Linked DNA regions of Homo sapiens: region 2 is linked to region 1. Evidence: chromatin loops called from intact Hi-C (ENCODE). Cell type or tissue: endothelial cell of umbilical vein. All regions are shown on one strand. Links, peaks and the distances in the headings refer to the core of each region. The heading gives the core; the rest is flanking DNA.

The links. Peaks named below come from ENCODE experiments on the same cell type or tissue, not always from the same donor. Only the 100,000 strongest peaks of a DNase experiment are listed, where the experiment ranks them.
Region 2: a loop joins it to region 1, with 9 times the contacts of the local background. A loop is called at or near these places in 10 of 110 quality-filtered maps.

Annotation. Positions count from the first base shown.
Region 1 is chr1:8,115,271-8,125,814 of GRCh38, reverse strand. It overlaps ERRFI1-DT (ERRFI1 divergent transcript), which reads right to left. Exons shown (of 3, transcript NR_185980.1): 3 at 1-4,341. Among named protein-coding and RNA genes, the nearest start is that of LINC01714, 88 kb to the left of the region's middle. RefSeq lists enhancers at 4,399-4,708, 9,721-10,221. In endothelial cell of umbilical vein, for the core only: no CTCF peak of the experiment used is centred there; DNase peaks (open chromatin) are centred at 3,214, 3,454, 4,334, 4,724 and 3 weaker places; H3K27ac peaks cover 4,942 bases.
Region 2 is chr1:8,177,674-8,186,881 of GRCh38, reverse strand. No RefSeq gene overlaps it. Among named protein-coding and RNA genes, the nearest start is that of LINC01714, 26 kb to the left of the region's middle. In endothelial cell of umbilical vein, for the core only: no CTCF peak of the experiment used is centred there; DNase peaks (open chromatin) are centred at 4,281 and 4,571; H3K27ac peaks cover 2,179 bases.

The DNA of each region.
Region 1 (10,544 bases), core at 1,147-9,146:
GGAGCTCCAGCATAAGGTGAGAAAGGTGTCCTCGCAAGGCCGAGACCTGGCATGGGGTGTCAGAGTTCAAGCAAGGTAAAGGGCAGCTCAGCCTGGGGACTCGGAGCCCAAATGTGGGAGGAGGGGGCCCGTGTGAAGGGGTGGTCTGGTGTGGAAGATCAGAGCCCGAGTGGGGTCAGGAGGGCCTCTGTGCATGTTGAAGACCCAGCACGGGGTGTCAGGGCCAGGCAGGGTGAGGAGGGTGTCCACATGTGGTGGGGGAGAAGGCAGGAGAGACTGATCATCTACAGGGGATTAGTCAAATAAGTCAGTATACTTAGAATAATGGGAGCCATGGTCTCACTGTCAGAGAAAGGAGATACAAATATGAAAAGAGAGAAAACTAGAATAAGTCCTGTGGTACTGGGCTGGAATTGAAGGTATTTTGGTGTGAGTAAAAACATACAGAAATAAACATACTTTTCTTTTTTTTTTCGGGGACAGAGTCTCACTCTGTCGCCCAGGCTGGAGTGCAGTGGCATGATCTTGGCTCACTGCAACCTCCACCTCCCGGGTTCAAGCGATTCTCTTGCCTCAGCCTCCCAAGTAGCTGGGATTACAGGCATGCACCACCACACCCTGCTGATTTTTTTGTATTTTTAGTAGAGACAAGGTTTCACCATGTTGGTCAGCCTGGTCTCAAACTGACCTGAGGTGATCCACCCACCTCAACCTCCCAAAGTGCTGGGATTACAGGCATCGGCCACCGTGCCCAGCCAAACATACATGTTTTTATGTTGTTGTTCTGGCTATCTAGAGGATTGGGAGCAGCAATAGCCCAATCACAGCGAGCACACCTGCTATCCAGATCTTGGTTTCTAAACACCATTCTCCACCAAAAGCTCCTTTGAGAAACGGCTGATTCCAGACTAGACAGGGGAAGCACAGGGTGGGCCTAGAACATGTACCCATCTCAGCAAAAAAGGAAGTGCTCAAAGAATGACTGAGATGTGTCAAAAGGATACAGAAGTCAGCTTGAGGTGGTCACTGAATATGGGAGAATTTGAGTATTAAAATAAAGATGGCAACAGATTATAACCTAGTGGATAAAATAGAAAGCCATGAATCCATACTGAACACATGCAGAATTTGATGAGGAAAGGGATTTTTTTTAGTATCTCCCTCAAGATACATATTCATTAAGAGGCAAAAAGAGCAACTTTACAGTGTAGAAGCTGAGCCAACAAATGCCACCGCATGTGTTATAATACAATAAGAAGACCGCACTACTCCTGAGCTATTCCCACTAAAGATGCATCACTTGGCCCTAACCGTGAGGGCACATCAGAGAAATGAAAACCAAAGTGCAGGCTACAAAGCAAGTGTCCTATTGAAACCACCTTTGCAAAATTATAACTCAGGAAATTATGACACTGGAAGAAATCAGATCTAACCAACTCCATCTTGCTTCTAACCTTTAAGCTGTCCTTGTTCATCCCTGGGCATAGGCCAAACTAACTTTGGGAAGGAATTCAATTCGTGGTTGGACTCTGAAACAAAATTGATAAAACCCCTTTCCCAAAAAGACCCCCTTCTTGCCTGGGACCACTCAGCCTTTGCAGGACTAACAAATTAGCTACAAGATTAGAAATTACTGGCCAGGCGCAGTGGCTCATGCCTGTAATCCCAGCACGTTGGGAGGCCAAGGCAGGCAGATCACCTGAGGTCAGGAGTTCAAGACCAGCCTGACCAACATGGAGAAACCCCATCTCTACTAAAAATACAAAATTAGCCGGGCGTGGTGGCACATGCCTGTAATCTCAGTTACTTGGGAGGCTGAGGCAGGAGAATTGCTTGAACCTGGGAGGTGGAGGTTGCGGTGAGCTGAGATCATGCCATTGCACTCCAGCCTGGGCAACAAGAGTGAAACTCCGTCTCAAAAAAAACCAAACAACAATAACAAAACAAACAAACAAAACAAGAAATTACAGTTTAGGGGTCATGCAGCCTCTGACTCCAAGAGTCTGAACCTCCCCAAATTGCTCCTGGCAATAACATCACTATTGTAAGACCTAAGATCAGTGCTTGAGATATTTTGCAAACCCTGCACTCAGTGGACCAGCTACCACCACCCAGACCAGTAATCTGGCTCAACCAGTTCTGCCATCCCACCCAAGAACAGAAAACAGCAAGAAAAACTCACTTCGACCCCCTGTGATTCCATCTCCATTGCACTCTCCACTTCCCAAGCCCCTACCCACCAAATTATCTTTAAAAACTTTAATCGCCAAATGCTCAGGGAGACTGATTTGAGTATTAACAAAACTCTGGTCTCCCACACAGTCGACTCTGTGTGAATTACGCTTTCTCCATTGTCCATTGCAACTCCCCTGTCATGATCAACCAGCTCTGTCTAGGCAGCGGGCAAGGTGAACCCACTGGACTGTTAAACTATTATCTCCAAAAATGGCAAGGTCATGTAGGTCGAGGGAAGACTAAAGAAGAAGACGTGACAATTCAATGCAATATGTGACCATGGATCTGGTCCTTTCACCATAAAGGACATTATTGGAACAACTGGCAACACTTGGGTGGGGTCTGAGGGTTCAGTGGTGGCAATGAGCCTGTGCTACCTTCCCGACGTCAATGGCTGAGCAGCAGTTATATCAGAGCCGTTCGAACCAGAGCGACTCCATCTTAAATAGGAGCTGAGTAAAATAAGGCTGAGACCTACTGGGCTGCATTCCCAGATGGTAATGGCATTCTAATTTACAGGATGAGATAGGAGGTCGGCACAAGATACAGGTCATAAAGATATTGCTGAAAAAACAGGTTGCAGTAAAGAAGCTGGCTAAAACCCACCAAAAACCAAGATGGTGCCGAGAGTGACCTCTGGTCATCCTCACTGCTTCACTCCCACCAGCTCCATGACAGTTTACAAACGCCATGGCAACATCAGGACTTGCCCTCTACGGTCTAAAAGGGGGAGGCATGAGTAATCCACCCCTTGTTTAGCATATCATCAAGAAACAGCCATAAAACTGGGCAATCAGCAGCCCTCAGGGCTGCTCTGTCTATGGAATAGCCATTCTTTTACTCCTTTACTTAATAAACTGGCTTTCGCTTTACAGACTCACCCGGAATTCTTTCTTGTGCGAGATCCAAGAACCCTCTCTTGGGGTCTGGATCAGGACCCCTTTCCTGTTATGCAGGAGGATGTCCTTATCTGTAGGAAGCACACCCTGAAGTGCTCAGGCTCAGTGGGCCTTCTGGCTGGCAACTGACTCTTCACTGCCCCAGAGAAAAAAGTTTTTGAGCTCTACTTGCGACTTTCCTTTAGGTATGTGGTTGTTAGTAAAACTGTAACAAACCTTTAAATAAATAAGGCATCCTCTTATTTTCTCTTAAATGTATGTCTTAAAGGGGTGTATTCATGATGACAGAGAAGTCAGTCTAGAAGGAGACAGATAGTAAGTGGGAGGCACCCCCGGCAACCCCGCCCCAGTCTGGATGAGTCAGCCCCCTCATTCTGCCTTTCCTGACCCCCAAGTCCAGCTCAGAAGCCCTTCTTAGGAGTTTCCCATGAGCCTCTATTTGCTGAACACAGCACTTCTGATCTGGTAATTTTAACGGCCCATTTACTTATAAATACCATGAGATTAGAGGTATTGTCTGACTTGCTCACCACTGTCTTCTTGGAGGTGGAGGCAATTTCAGGGACACAGTAGCTCCTCAGTAAGCATTTGCTGAACAAATGAAAGAATGGTTCACACTGACCCCAAAGAAGGTTTTCTCCCTAGTCTTGGACTATTTCTCTTTTTTCTTTCTTTTCTTTTCTTTTTTTTTTTTTTTTAGAGACAATGTCTGGCTCTGTCACCCAGGCTGGAGTGTGGCGGCACGATCTCAGCTCACTGCAGCCTCCACTTCCTGGGCTCAAGTGATCCTCTGGCCGCAGCCTGCCGAGTGGCTGGAACCACAGGCACACACACCAGGCCTGGCTAATTTTTGTATTTTTTTGTAGAGATGAGGTTTTGCCAGGTTGCCCAGGCTGGTTTCGAACTCCTGAGCTCGAGCAATCCACCTGCCTTGGCCCCACAAAGTGCTGGGATTACAGGTGTGAGCCACTGTTCCTGGCTGGAATGTTTCGAATCAAGCAGTTAAAAGGTAAAGACCAGTGCTGTAGCCGCATGATCCGCCTGTTCCTCAGCGTGGATAAAGCTCTTTGCCCTCCTTATGGAACTATGGCACGGTTTTGCTCTCGACTCTCTTGAGTCCTTGCAGAGGAGGCATGGAAAGATCTGGTGTGAGTCACTGCCATCGATCAACATGACATTGTTCTCGAAGGGCTCGCAGTGGGGAAACCTAAAAAGGAAGAAAATGAGAGCACTTGCCAAGGCTACTGAACAAAGGGTCAAGCACCCAGCCAGTCACTGAGTTCCAGACTCTTAATAACAAGGTTATGAAGCTATGCGAAGCCTTCATCCCTTCTCATAACTACACAGGCATGTCGGGGCTTCTGAAGTTGTGACAGTGATTTCCTTTAAAGAAAACGATTCTAAGTAAACCAAGGACACTTCACCCTTGACTTTGAAAATGTCTACAAACTTTCCCAGAGCAAATCTCTGCCGGCGTTTCTCACTTCCCGATCTGATCGGCCTGAGGAGCCCACGGGCTGGGCTGGCACGTTCTTTTGTTCAGCTTCTCTACCGGAAGGAGTTTGTGTAAAAAGGAATAGAAATCAGTGTTCATGCCACAATAGGGGTAATTGTTCTGAGCTGCCACATTCCGTTAAATGTTTACCTTTTTGTTTCACAATCTAACAGGAAACGAGGAGCAAAGGATTTTTGGTTCCCTTATCCCCCTTTGGTCAAGACTAAAAAAGACCAGTTGTTATTCTAGTTGCTCAAAAATGAAATGCTCAAGGTAGGAAATGAGCACAGTTGCTAAAGACTCCAGATCACAATCTGGGGTTTCAACCAAATCCGTTGCATGAAATGTTTCAGAGGAATGAGGCTTTGTCAACCTTCTCCATGTGCCTCCAGGACAGGATGTTTAGCAAGAGGTGCTGAACATTGTAACCATCTTTCTATGTGATCTATAGAACACTATGGATGACCAAGATAAAAAACTGGACAGATTAGATTCCTTAGTAGCCAAATACAAGGTAGGGAAGTGGCAAAAAGCTGGGACCCGTTGGGAAGGAGGCCGGAGGGCTTCGCCAGGCTCTCCTCCGCCATTTCAGATCCATCCTTCAAGACCAGACCCCAACCCAGCTTCTACTTCGAGGAGAAGTATTTGTTTAAAGTTCCATTTGTGGAATGGCCCAGCTGGGATGAAAACCAGGCTGTGAATTCTAGTACCAGCTCCACCCCTGAAAAACAGAGTAGAACCTCCCTGGGCTAACGTCTTCTAATAATCCAATCATAGAGTAAACTATGTCTTTTGGGGCATTTTAAACTTTTTTATTGCTTTGAAATAGAGTCAGGGGAAGAAAGACTTTACCATCTAGGTTCGATAGCTGGGTCTAGGAAATACACTGACAATACACAGATTTAACAGGAAAAAGGGTAAACAAATTTATTAATTTTTAATATGTGCACAGGGGCCATCATAGGAAGAAAAAAACAATATCACAAAAAAGTGATGCCATCTTAACAGAGAAAAGGGAGAGGAGATGTGGGCTACCGTGAGGAGAGGAAATGATTTTTAGGAAAGAAAAATGGGCCTTTAGAAGACTAGATGGGAGATACGAGGGTTTGTGGCAGTTTGTCCGGATGTTAAGGCAGCCCTTGCTGACTCCTGGGGAGGGGACTTAGGACAACTGATGTCCTTTTGGAGGCTCTGCCTTTGGGCAGATGAGAGGAGTTCAGGGAAACCATGTCTCTGCATTTACTGTTTTCCAGTGCTTTCTGCTCAAAATCACCAACATTCCAAAGTGGCATATTTGGGGGCAGTCTGTCCTGAACCCCTACTCGACAGTAAAAAACATTTTTTAAAAATTAAAAATGGGCCAGGCGCGGTGGCTGACACCTGTAATCCCAGCACTTTGGGAGGCTGAAGTGGACAGATCACTTGAGGTTAGGAGTTCAAGACCAGCCTGGCCAACATGGTGAAACCCCATCTCTACTAAAAATACAAAAATTGCCTGGGTCTGGTGGTGCTTGCCTGTAGTCCCAGCTACCCGAGAGGCTGAGGCAGGAGAATTGCTTGAACCTGGGAGGCAGAGGTTGCAGTGAACTGAGATCGTGCCACTGCACTCCAGCCTGGGCAACCGAGTGAGACTCCATCTCAAAAATAAACAAATAAAAATTAAAAATGGATAATTCGGTCATAAATAAGATTGTCATAGTGAAATAAATTTAATGGTTTTCAATACTTACTAAATATTTCTATATTCAAAGCCCAGTCCCTGAACTTTGCAGAGGCACTTGGGTTCAAGTCCCACCTCTGCCACTTACTAGCCGTGTAACTCGGGAGAAACCGTTTAACCTTTCCTTTCTGTGCCTCAGTCTCCACATCTACAAAAAGAGGGAGATAACAGTAGGGACTCACAGGTTTCTGTGAGGATGAAAAGAGCCAATGCAAATATAAAGTAGTGCCTGGCACATAGTAAACACTCAATAAATGCCAACACTTGTCACAATAATATCGTTACAACATTTTTTTAAAAAGGGTTTTATACTTGGAAAAGAATGTAAACTTTTTAAAAGCTGCAATGAATAAATCTGCAGCCAGACCAAAGATGTGCACTTTGTATTTAATTTTTTTTAGATTTTTCCCATCATTGGCTAGATGTACACATTCAAATTTCTTTTCTTTCTTTTTTTTTTTTTTGAGACAGAGGCTCGCTCTGTTGCCCAAGCTGGAGTGCAGTGACGCAATCTTGGCTCACCACAACCTCCAGCACCTGGGTTCAAGCGATTCTCCTGCCTCAGCCTCCTGAGTAGCTGGGATTACAGGCATGTGCCACCATGCCCGGCTAATTTTTATATTTTTTAGTGGAGATGGGGTTTCCCCAGGTTGGCAAGGCTGGTCTTGAACTCCTGACTTCAGGTGAGCCACCCGCCTCGGCCTCCCAAAGTGCTGAGATTACAGCTGTGAGCCACCGCACCCGGCCTCAAATTTCAAATAATTCTTATCAACATGAAAGTTTGACCTTCTTTTTTAGACCATAAAGGAGCATTTCACTGATGTGCATATTTATCTTTAAGACCCTTTTCATTGTAAGTGATGCCAACTGAATTCAAACCAGCTTAGGCGAGAAGAGCTCCGTGCAGGCCCAGGTGAGCACACTGCAGGAAAGGCAGACATAGTGTTCACATGAGGAGGGTGCGGGCCCAGAAGCTTCGCTCCACCACGACTCTGTGTGTCCTGAGTGTCCCCTCACTGTCACACACTGGGACAACACAATGGTCTCAGCTGGACTGCTGGGGTTTGAGGCTTCTTAGAGGCTTTCCTCCGCAGGAGCCCTGTCTATCAACAGCCGCCAGGCCCACGCCCTAAAAATTCCAAGAGTGTGGAGGAACGTGGATTTTCTCTCCGAGGTCCTGCTTAAAAAATCTCAAGGAAGAACTCATTGGTGAACTTTGGGTCCCACAGACCCTACACCAGGTCCTAGAACTGGTCCCTTCAGGAGAACAGAGCGGCAGAGGGGGGAGATTTATCAGAGTAATGGCAGAGAGAGAGGCTGACAAAAAGCATGAGACCCTCAGAGGCAACCAGGCCCTCATAAATGCTCCATGAGTCAGGTGTCTAGGAATGCAAAAGATGCAGCCAGGCGGGTGGCTCATGCCTGTAATCCCAGCACTTTGGGAGGCTGAGGCAGGTGGATCACAAGGTCAGGAGATCAAGACCATCCTGGCCAACATGGTGCAAACCTGTCTCTACTAAAAATTCAAAAAATTAGCCGGGCATGGTGGCGGGTGCCTGTAGTCCCAGCTACTCAGGAGGCTGAGGTTGGAGAATCGCTTGAACCCGGCAGGTGGAGGTTGCAGTGAGCCGAGATCGCGCCACTGCACTCCAGCCTGGGTGACAGAGCAAGACTCCGTCTCAGAAAAAAAAAAAAAAAAAAAAAAAAGATGCTGCAGGCTGGACATCACGGCCACGGTCGGTAACGTACATAAGGCTTGCCTTGAGACAGAGCTTGTTGTGAAAACCCATCTGTTCATTGATCTCAGAGGGGGATCCTGGGATGTAAAGGTTTCTTCATCCAGCAGCCAGGAGTGCTTCTGCTGGCTGCCCCTGCTGCATCAGGCAACAGTCTCGTCCCCCCCGGGAATGAGTTTAAAGAGGCAGGGCCATGCCGGGAAGGAAGCAGCTAACCCGGTCCTCGGGGAATGATTTCATTCTGGGGATTGATGAAAACAAACAAGTGTCTCTTTCAAACTGCTGTGCTGCGGTGGACTTTACAAAATTTCCACCATCTAAATCAGTTACAAAGTTGGGTGAACTATATATTTATTTATTTATTTATTTATTTATTTATTTTGCGTGTGTGTCACTCCGTGGAGTGACTTCCTCACACTTGCAAGTTCATTTCTAGTCCATCAGCTCTGTCTAGAAGTTCTAAAAAAGATCTTTTTAATAAATTCTGCTAAACATTGCAGAGGAATGGTTTGTTTTCGTTTGTCGTGAACTGTACAGGCCCACCTCCAGGCCTCTGGGGAACCATATGAGGCATTTTCCAAAGTTATTTCCAGAATAAACAAGGCTTGAGAGGCCAGCCTCGCTCAACCACGGCCCACAGCTTCACTTCTCTGCTCCAGGCGGGAGGAGAAACCCCTGACCTTCTGTAAATATTTCAACACAAGCAGTTCTCTGCGGGATTAGAATTTGTGTTTTTGAGTCAACTCTAAAACAGACCCAGAAAAGGCACCTTTCTGATTGTTCTATTGATATTGAAAAGTTTCAACTTTATGGTTTTTATGGCTGTTCAAGGAATTTCACATTCCAAGACCCTGGGGCAGAAAGGGCACAAAAGGAGAGTCTAAATGATTAGATGGTAGGGCCTGTTTTTACTCAGCCATGAACAAGGAAGGTCCCAGAAAAACTCTACGTGATTGAGAAATACTTTTGGCCACCAGCGCAACCTGCTAATTGGGAACACCCAATGCCCTTAATATGAAGCCTAAAAAATGAGATGGTGTCATCATCCAGGTTGTGGGGCGTGGAGGGGCCTTGGTGAGCTCAAAAGAGCACATCTGCCCGAAAAGACAGCCCTGCCCAGCGCCAGACACCTGGTGCCAATGCACACTGTCACGACACCATCTGACTTTTTAAAAGAGAAACAAGGAATCTCTAAGTTTTTGTTTTTTGAGACAGAATCTTGACTCTGGCACCCAGGCTGGAGTGCAGTGGCGCGATCTTGGCTCACTGCAACCTCTGCCTCCCACAGGTGATTCTCGTGCCTCACCTCCTGAGACTACAGATGTGCGCCACCACGCCTGGCGAATTTTTTGTATTTTTAGTAGAGACGGGGTTTCGCCATGTTGGCCAGGCTGGTCTTGAAATCCTGGCCTCAAGTGATCCGCCTGCCTCAGCCTCCCAAAGTGTGGGATTATAGGCATGAGCCACTTCACCCGCCCTCTAAGTTTTTAATATCGTAAACTAAAATTTAAGAGGTTAAGCGCCAACAACTCTGACCCCTCAAAGTTCTGGTCTTCCCATAATGACTTCTTGAATTTTTTTTCTGAAATCTCAAACATTCTTCTGATCCTGCCTTGGTGTGACACACGTGTCATCTGTATCGTCCCACATGTGGCCGGCCATGGCATGCACAGAGGCACCAGTGGGGAACCGACTCTCCAAAGAGACTCAGGCCTTGGGACTCACAGGCAGGCGCGTCTGGCATCCAGTGTTACATTCTGTGGTGTCATTGCCTTCTGTGATTCCAAAGCGTGCAGCGGTGTCCTGCTGAAAGTTACTGCCTGGTCAGAGCTCACCCCGAGAGGGATGGGAGGGAAAGGTCTGGGAAGCAGCAGAGGTAGCCTGCAGGAATCCAGGAGGTGAAGTCTGGAATCAGAGCACAAGGGCTGGCTCACATGGATTTGCAGACAAGGAAGTGGCCCTGGGGAGAACAGCCTAGAAGTGAATAGAGCTTCCTGCAGCCAGGCAGGTAGGCGCGAGGATGACTGCAATCCCATCATCAAGGAAAGTGTGACATCACAGCCAGCAAGCTCTGAACACTGGGGCTACTGAAAAAAATTAAGACACATAGACTGTGTCAGGCCCAGAGGCCAACTGAGCCAGCCTATTCACTGTCAGGCCGGGAGGCCGGCTGAGCCGGCTCTATTCACTATCAGGTCCCATTCACTGTCTCTGTTTCCCATATTCCTTGCTACTCCCAACCTTGTTTCCCCTGGTGGTGTCCACACTCAAGCTCTGCAATGATTTACCCATGCTGATGAGTGAAGAAATGCAACCCAAAGCCTCTTCGGTGCCCAATAATGGCCTAAGATGTTCACATCATATACTAGTTCTGTGCTGTTTGAATTTTTTTTTTTTTTTGAGGCAGGGTCTCACTCTGTTGCCCAGGCTGGAGTGCAGCGGCGTGTGCATAGCTCATT
Region 2 (9,208 bases), core at 1-8,000, 62 kb before region 1:
ACCTCCCGAATAGCTGGGACTACCTACAGGTGCACGCCACCACTCCTGGCTAATTTTTTTATTTTTTGTAGACATGGAGTTTTGCCATATTGCCCAGGCTTGTCTCAAATTCCTGAGCTCAAGTGATCTGCCTGCCTTGGCCTCCCTAAGTGCCGGGATTATAGGTGTGAGCCGCTGAGGCTGGTCCTCTTCGTGAAATGTTGATATTCTGCTTTTAATTCATCCTACAAGACATGAAGACTTCTCAAACAGGACATTTACTTGAAAGACAGATAACCTAAATGGATTTAACTATAAATTCAATATAGTTCTTAAAGGTTTTAATGTTATAAATATAAATCACTTAAACGATTCCACAATTGGAATTATGATATAATCTAATTTCTCTTATCCTGCCTTATCAATTATTTACATTTTTATGAACCTTTGTTGGCATAATGTCCTTAAAGTTATCTAGCTAATACACTCTCACTATTCATATTCTCTGTTAATTTACCTTTTGAATGTTTTAATAATTGTTTTTGCACATAAAATTAACATCTTTCACTGTCATCAGTTACAGCAGCATTTTTTTCTCACAATTATAATTACCTATTTCTTCAGCTGACTGACAGAATTTGTATGTTTTATGTTTTATTTTTTGAGAGACAAGGTCTCACTTTGTCACCCAGGTCAGAGTGCAGTGGCACGATCATGGCTCACTGCAGCCTGAACCCCCTGGGCCCAGGCGATCCTCCCAGCTCAGCCTCTCAAGTGGCTGGGACTACGGGCACGCACCACCATGTCCAGCTATAAAAAATTGTTTTAGTAGAGATGGAGTCTCACGATGTTGCCCAGGCTGGTATCAGCCACCGTGCCTAGCCCTGACTGGCGGAATTTTAAGGTAAGGGCACACAGAATATATTTTCTTCAAGCAGCGTCTAAAATACTTGCCTATATTTTGAAAGAGAATATACCTATTATTAACACAATATCCTAATTGTATTCTTATTTATGATCCTGACATTAAGCTGACTACGGCGGTGGCTTCAGCAAACTTCAGTACACACAAGTTCAAAGAAGCCAAAAACGGTGCTGAGGTCGGCACCTGGCTCCCTTCCCACCACCAAAGCCGAAGACCAAATTTTGGCCAAATACTAGGGGCAAAGCTAAACTGTGGTACAGCCCTATCTAGTCTAAGAGCATGGACCATGGGAGCGGGTTGGCCTGGGTTTGAATCCCGGTTCTGTCACTTACTGGCTATGTGGCCTTGGACGGGTTACTCTTTGTGCCTCAGTCTCCTCATCCATAAAGTGGGGGTGATAAAGCACCTATATCATTGGGTTGTGGTGAGAATTCTATGAGATAATATTTGCCTTGTACCTATCTTATGTAAGTACAAGTATGTAAATGTCCAATGCTGCTATTTTTAATTGGTATTAACTAGCTACCCGTGAAACTTAACTCATGACTTATTGCTTTTTTTTTTTTTTTTTGAGACTGGATCTTGCTCTGTTGCTCAGGCTAATGTGCAGTGGGTGATCATAGCTCACTGCAGCCTTGACCTCCTGTGCTCACGCGATCCTCCTGCCTCGTCCTCTGGAGTAGCTGGGACTACAGCCATGAACTACCGCCCCTGGTGAATTTCCTATTTTTATGCTATAGAAATGAGGTCTGATATGATTTGGCTGTGTCCCCACCCAAATCTCATCTTGAATGCTAGTTCCCATAATCCCCAAGTGCTGTGGAAGGGACCAGTTGGAGGTAATTTAATGATGGGGGTGGTTACCCTGACGCTGCTGTTCTCATGATAGTGAGTGAGTTCTCACGAGAGCTGATGGTTTTATAAGGGGCTTTTCCCTCTTTGCTCGGCACTTCTCCTTGCTGCTGCCACGTGAAGAAGGACGTGTTTGCTTCCCCTTCCACCATGATTGCAAGTTTCCTGAGGCCTCCTCAGCCATGCTGAACTGTGAGTCAATTAAACCCCTTTCCTTTATAAATTACCCAGTCTCAGGTATCTCTTTATTAGCAGTGTGAGAATGGACTAAGGCAAGGTCTCACTATATTGCCCAGGCTGGTCTCGAACTCTTGGCCTCAAGTGATCTTCCTGTCTCAGCCTCCTACAGTGCTGGGATTTCAGTTGTGAGCCACCATGTCTGGCCAGAAATTTTCATAAGAATATAAATAATAGAGTTAATCATGATTGGATATCATGCTTTATTTTATATACGAGTCTTTTAATTATCCAAGCACATTTTAAAAAAACTTTTAATTATGGAAATTGTCAAACATACACAAAAGTACAAAGATCAGCATCAGGAGCCCTGGTGTGCCCATCTCACCTTCCGTGCTGACCAATATTCTGCTTACTCATTCCACCAAGCACATTCAGTCCAAACCCCTAGAGCCACTTGTCATATGACAGGCAGGGCAGCACAAAGTCAGCCACTCCACAAAATCACCCATCTCAAGGTGTGGCAGCTTTTTACTCTAGCTGAGAGATGGACAAAGGGCGTAGGAACTTAGCCCCTAGTACAAATTTTACACAGAAGAATCTTTCACATGTTTAATTCAAATTGTATTTTAACTGTTGATATTAGGAGAGGCACAAATCACTTCAGTTGCTTTTGGTCTTAGTTGTGCTCACAGTGTTGAATACTTGTGCTGCCAACAGAGTCAGTAAAAGCTCGAAAACCTCTGAAGTCTAAAGCCCAAATTCAAACTCTTAACAAGGACCTTGTCTTGCCACATCAATACAGTCGACTGCCGAGACAGCCGCACCCTCAGGCCCAGAGAATCGGGCCTGGTAGTGCCCTCCGAGCTCTGTCATATCATGGCCTTCATAGAAAATGCAGTGTTTGGCTGGGCGTGATGGCTCACACCTGTAATCCTAGCACTTTGGGAGGCTGAGGCAGGTAGATCACCTGAGGTCAGGAGCTTGAGACCAGCCTGGACAACATGGCAAAACCCCATCTCTACTAAAAATACAAAAAATTAGCCAGGCATGGTGGTGGACACCTGTAATCCCCGCTACTTGGGAGGCTGAGGCAGGAGAATCACTTGAACCTGGGAGATGGAGGTTGCAGTGAGCCAAGATTGTACATTGCACTCCAGCCTGGGAGACAAGAGGGAAACTCTGTCTCAAAAAAAAAAAAAAGAAAAGAAAAGAAAATGCAATGTTTTGGGGGAGACACTCCTCTGGGGTAAGCAGATGAGGATGCTCACAGCCAGGTACCTGGGATCAGCACCTTTTTCATCCATTTGAAGCCCATATACCCTGCATGCTGGCTGAGAAGCCCTAGACTGAGATAGGTACTTTATATATACCAACTCCTTTCATCCTTACAACTACCCTACAATGAAGGCACCCTATATTCTCTCTTCATGATGGAGGACATTGAGGCACAGAGAAGTGAAGCAGTTTGCCCAAGATCACACAGCCAGAAAGGGTCAGTCATCTCTAGCCCAAGGTTCTGGGTACCTACCTCCCCACCATTAGCCTCTCTAATAAACCATTCCAGATTATCCCATGGTTTCCAACTTAGCCAAACCATACCATGCACTTATTTATTTATTTATTTGAGACGAAGTCTTGCTCTTGTCCCCCAAGCTGGAGTGCAATGGCACGATCTCGGCTCACTGCAACCTCTGCCTCCCAGGTTCAAGCGATTCTCCTGTCTCAGCCTCACGAGTAGCTGGGATTACAGGCGCCTGCCACCATGCCCGGCTAATTTTTGTATTTTTAGTAGAGACGGGGTTTCACCATGTTGGACAGGCTGGTCTCGAACTCCTGACCTCAGGTGATCCGCCCACCTCGGCCTCCCAAAGTACTGGGATTACAGGCGTGAGCCACTGAGCCCGGCCTTATACCATGCATTTAAAAACTCAAGTTCATGGCCTGGTTTCCCACATTGCGTATGCATTTTCACACTTCCTCTATCTAATCTTTCCTTTTTAGATTCCAAACTGCTAGAGAGCATGAACGAAACAAAATGCTGAGCGCAGAGTAAAATACCTTTGGCCAAATGACCAGTCACATCAAACCTGTTTGCCTCTATTCCCGTAGGCTCTCAGAATGTTTGAAGATGTTAAAAATGGGGGGAAAGCAGCGAGACCCTGTTTTATCAGCATATGATTGGTCCAAAAAGAAAAGAGGATACTGCTAAGTTTCTCATCTATACAGGATGCAGACATTGAATGCTTTCGCTTTCTTGTGCTTTTTTTTTACTCTCATATATTGGGAACGCCTTATTCTTTCTGGCCCTGTTTCATATCTGTGTTTCGATCTCTGTGAATTCTCAAGAATGCAGTGCTACTACATGAGTCACACTTGAACAACCCTAAAACAAATAAGTAAACAAAAAGCTTCAGAAAGCTCACACACTTGTTATTACCTGAAATTGATGTGGTTATAGACTGACATCCTACCAACCAACGCAGAATAGGCTGATGAAAAGAAGCATTCGTTGTTTGCAGAAGTTTCGCCAGCCAGAACACAACACAAAACTTTCTCTGGGTTGCAGTGAATCACCTAAGTCAGGAAACAAAGTGATTTTAACGAGTAATAGTCACAATGCCTTATCTTACTTGTAATATTTACAAAATGTTCTTGACATCACCAAGGCCGCAGCCCTAGAAAGAGGAGGGAGAGCGGACATGGGCACATTCATTCAGTCCCTGCTATGTGCCACGTGCTTCCATTCACATGGTAAAAAAATCTCAGGCCGGTGTGATTATTCTCAATTTCAAGATGGAGACACAGAGTCACTGAGATAAGGAATTTACTCCAAATCACGCAGCTAGAGAATGGGGCACTGGAGTCCATGCTTTCACTCCACCAGGCTGCCTCTTGGAGTTACCCAAGAAAAGCTTTGAGAAATCATGAGAATTCACTAATTTCCCAAAGATTTCATTTTACCCCTATACTTAGCCAGAAAATAACATTTTCTCAAGATCCAAAACTGTTAATTCTGTTGAAGAAGAGTCAAGGCAACCAACATATCTGAATTGCCACACTACGTGCTTTGATTCCTGGAAAAGATACATGATCTTGACGCTCATACTTTCCAGTATCCCCTACAGTGAGATGTTGGAAACTTACGTATCACAGTATTCATCGTCCCCCAAAATATAAATGGGTCAAACTCATTGAGTTAAAAAGCAGACATTATCATCCTTGGATAAACCCTGTTAGGGAGCCATCTAAAGCAAAAGGACATGGAAAAGTTGAAAGCAAAAGGTGGGGAAAAGACACCAAAAATATATTAAACAAAAGAGAACTGGCATAACTACATCAGTATGACACACACACAAGGACTCTAAGACAGAAAAGGTTCCTATATGAAAATGAAATTTTCGTGTCACCAAGAAGACATAATAATTCTAAATGTATATGCACCTAATAAAAATGTCTCACACCATATACATAAAAAAGTAATAGAGGTCGGGCACGGTGGCTCACACCTGTAATACTAGCACTTTGGGAGGCTGAGGCTGGCAGATCACCTGAGGTCAGGAGTTCGAGACCAGCCTGGCCAACATGGTGAAACCCCACCTCTACTAAAAATGCAAAAATTAGCCAAGTGTGGTGGTGCATGCCTGTAATCCCAGCTACCTGGGAGGCTGAGGCAGGAGAATTGCTGGAAGGTTCCAGCTGGCAAACTTTCACCTCACCAGGAGGTGGAGGCTGCGGTGAGCCGAGATCGTGCCACTGCACTCCAGCCTGGGCAACAGAGTGAGAATCTGTCTTAAAAAAAAAAAAAAAAAGTAATAGAAATGGACAAATCCACCAATTTTTTTTCTCAATAATCAGTAGGTCAAGCAGCAAAAAAGAATCAATAAATAGGCCGGGCACAGTGGCTCATGCCTGTAATCCCAGCACTTCGGGAGGCTGAGGCGGGTGGATCACCAGAGGTCAGGAGTTCAAGACCAGCCTGGCCAATAAGGTGAAACCCCATCTCTACTAAAAATACAAAAAAATTAGCCGAGTATAGTGGCAGGCACCTGTAATCCTGGCTACTCAGAAGGCTTAGATCATGCCATTGCACTCCAGCCTGGATGACAAGAGCAAGACTCCATCTCAAAAAAAAAAAAAAAGAATAAATAAATATATTTGAAAAATTTGATTAACTACTTTGATGTAATGAACATATGTAAAACTCTAAAAGCAATCATTAGAGAATATCCATTCTTCTTTTTTTTTTTTTTTGAGATGGAGTTTCGCTCTGTCGCCCAGGCTGGAGTGCCGTGGCACAATCTCGGCTCACTGCAACCTCCGCCTCCCGTGTTCCAGTGATTCTCCTGCCTCAGCCTTCCGAGTAGCTAGGATTACACATGCCCGCCACCATGCCTGGCTAATTTTTGTATTTTTAGTAGAGACGGGGTTTCACCATGTTAGCCAGGATGGTCTCGATCTCCTGACCTCGTGATCTGCCTGTCTCGGCCTCCCAAAGTCCTGGGATTATAATCATGAGCCACTGTGCCCGGCCCATTCTTCTTAAGGACACATGGAATGGTTACAAAAATTAATCAGATCTGAGGTCATAAAGCACATCTCAACAAATTTCAAAAAATTAGTATCACATCCATCACATTTTTTAAACAAAATGTGATTAAGTAGAAGTCAATAGCAAAAAAGATAAATTATGAAGTTCTTGTGTATTGAAATTTAAAAACAGAATTCTAAATCATGGCTCAAATCATACAAATCTAGAAATACTCAGAACAATAATTTTTAAAATATTATTTAGAACTAGCATATTATAGTGAAAGCTATAATGCATAGTTTTAAATACATATATTTGCAAAGAATACAGTCTGAAAAGTAGTAAGTTAACTTCAACTAACAAAGTAATGGGGGAAAAACATAAATCCAAATAAAGGAAAGGGAGAAGGTAATAAAAAAAGAGCAGGTAATTAATAGGGAGAATAATACCATACAGTAGATAGAATCAACAAAGCCATATGCTGGCCCTTTGAAAAGACTAATAAAATAGACCTATCTCTGGTGCTATATTGATCAAAAAAAAAAGGCACAAATATTTAACTACAAACTCAGCAGAAGGTTTTTAACTACAAATACAGCAGAGATTTTAAAAATAAAGGAATAAACAGTTTTATGCTGATATATTTGAAAATTAGATGAAATAGACAAATTTCTAGAAAAATATAATCATGCTGACTCAAGAAGAGATAGAAAGCTTGAATAGTCCTACAATTATTAAAGAAATTGAAATAATATTAAAAATCTTGCCACAACAAAACACACAGGCTCTGAGGGTTTTACAGGTGAATTCCTCAAAACTTCCATGAGACAAATATTTCAATCTAACAAAAAGTCTTCCAGCACACAGAAAGAAAGAGAACACCCTCCAGCTCATTCTATGAGTTCAGTATAATTTTAATTTAAAAACCAGGGAAGATCAATAAGAGAAAAATCATAAGCCAAGCTCATTCACAAACATAGGTGCAAAGTCCTTTTAACTATTAGCAAAATAGATCTAGCCATGTTTTAAAAAGATAATGTCATATTATTCCTGGAATGCAAGGATGGATCGATATCCTAAAATCTGTATATGTCATGAAGAATTAACTATACTCAAAGATAGGTCTGGTCTTTGTCTCACCACCTGGGAGGTAACCTCTAAACCCTTGAAATTTCCTGAGTAATAAGAGTGTTTTTGTTACTCATGGTGGGCTTTTTTGGCCACACCTGGTAGTTTATGCTAATGAGGTGACTTATAGTGGACCCTTTGGATGGCACCATATAGTTCGTGCTAATGAAATGATTCAGGGTGGAGGCTGACCATGCCAGAAAGGCCAATCATATGATTAGAGGATTAGGACTTTGGGCCACTGAAATCAGCCAGATCTTGGCAGGGAGAGGGAGAGGGGGTGTGTACATTGTTGAAGATTGAGATCAACCACATGAGCAGTAATTCAATCATTCATGGCTATATAATGAAGCCTCAATCAAAATGCTGGATACCAAAGTTTAGGTGGGTGTCCTGGGTTGGCAATGCCCTGCATGTTGTCACACATTGATGCAAAGAGGGGATTGCATTCCTGAGGACACAAAAGCTTTCTGTTTGAAAACCTCCCAATTCCAGATTCTTCCCTTTGCATCTCTTCTGTGAGCTGGTTCTGTTTCTATCTTTTTGCTATAACAAAACTCTAATAGTAAGTACAGCACTTTCCTGAGTTTTATGCATCATTCTAGTGAACGTGAGGGAGTTCAGACCCCAGAATTTGTAGCTGGTTGGTCTGAGAATGGCCCTGGGACCCCTGAAATGATGATGTCAGAAGTCTTGGGCTGACGTGGTAGTCTGGAGGACTGTGCCTGCCCTTAATCTTGAATTTAAGTAACTCTGGGCAGTCATTCACTGGAGCAATAGATTGAGAAGTCAATAAATTCAATAAATCAACAGATTTAATAATCTCAATGGATGCAGAAAAAGTGTTGATAAAATTTCCTACTCATTTTAATTAAAAAACCCACAAAAAACTTTAGTAGACTAAAAGAAAACTTTAACCAGATAAAGAGAATATACACAAACAACAATATAACTTTTAATTGATTAATTAATTTATTATTTATTTATTTATTTTTTGAGATGGAGTTTCACTCTTTTTGCCCAAGCTGGAGTGCAGCAGTGCGATCTTGGCTCACCGTGACCTCCACCTACCAGATTCAGGAGATTCTCCTGTCTCAGCTTCCCGAGTACCTGGGATTACAGGTGTTAGCCACCACGCCCAGCTAATTTTGTATTTTTAGTAGAGACGGGGTTTCACCATGTTGGCCAGGTTGGTCTCCAACTCCTGACTCTCAGGTGATCTGCTCGCCTCAGCCTCCCAAAGTGCTGGGATTACAGGTGTAAGCCACTGCGCCTGGCCAACAATATAAATTTTAAAACATCTGAAGTTTCCCTGTAAGATTAGGATGCAAGACAAGAATACTACTATATAGCTGCTGTTCCCAAAATGTACTGGCATTCAAGATAATAATAAGAAAAATAAATTCAAAACATAAAGATTAGAAAGGAAGAAACAAGACAGTTGTTATTTGTAGATGATATGATTTTCTTTATATAAAACCAAAAGAATATGTAAATATATTACTTAAAATAGACAGTTTAGAAAGATGGCTGCGTATAAGGGCCACATTAAAACATCAGCTGCCATGTAATAACATAGATTAAATCTGGAAACAAAATGCAAAGTGGGGGGGAAA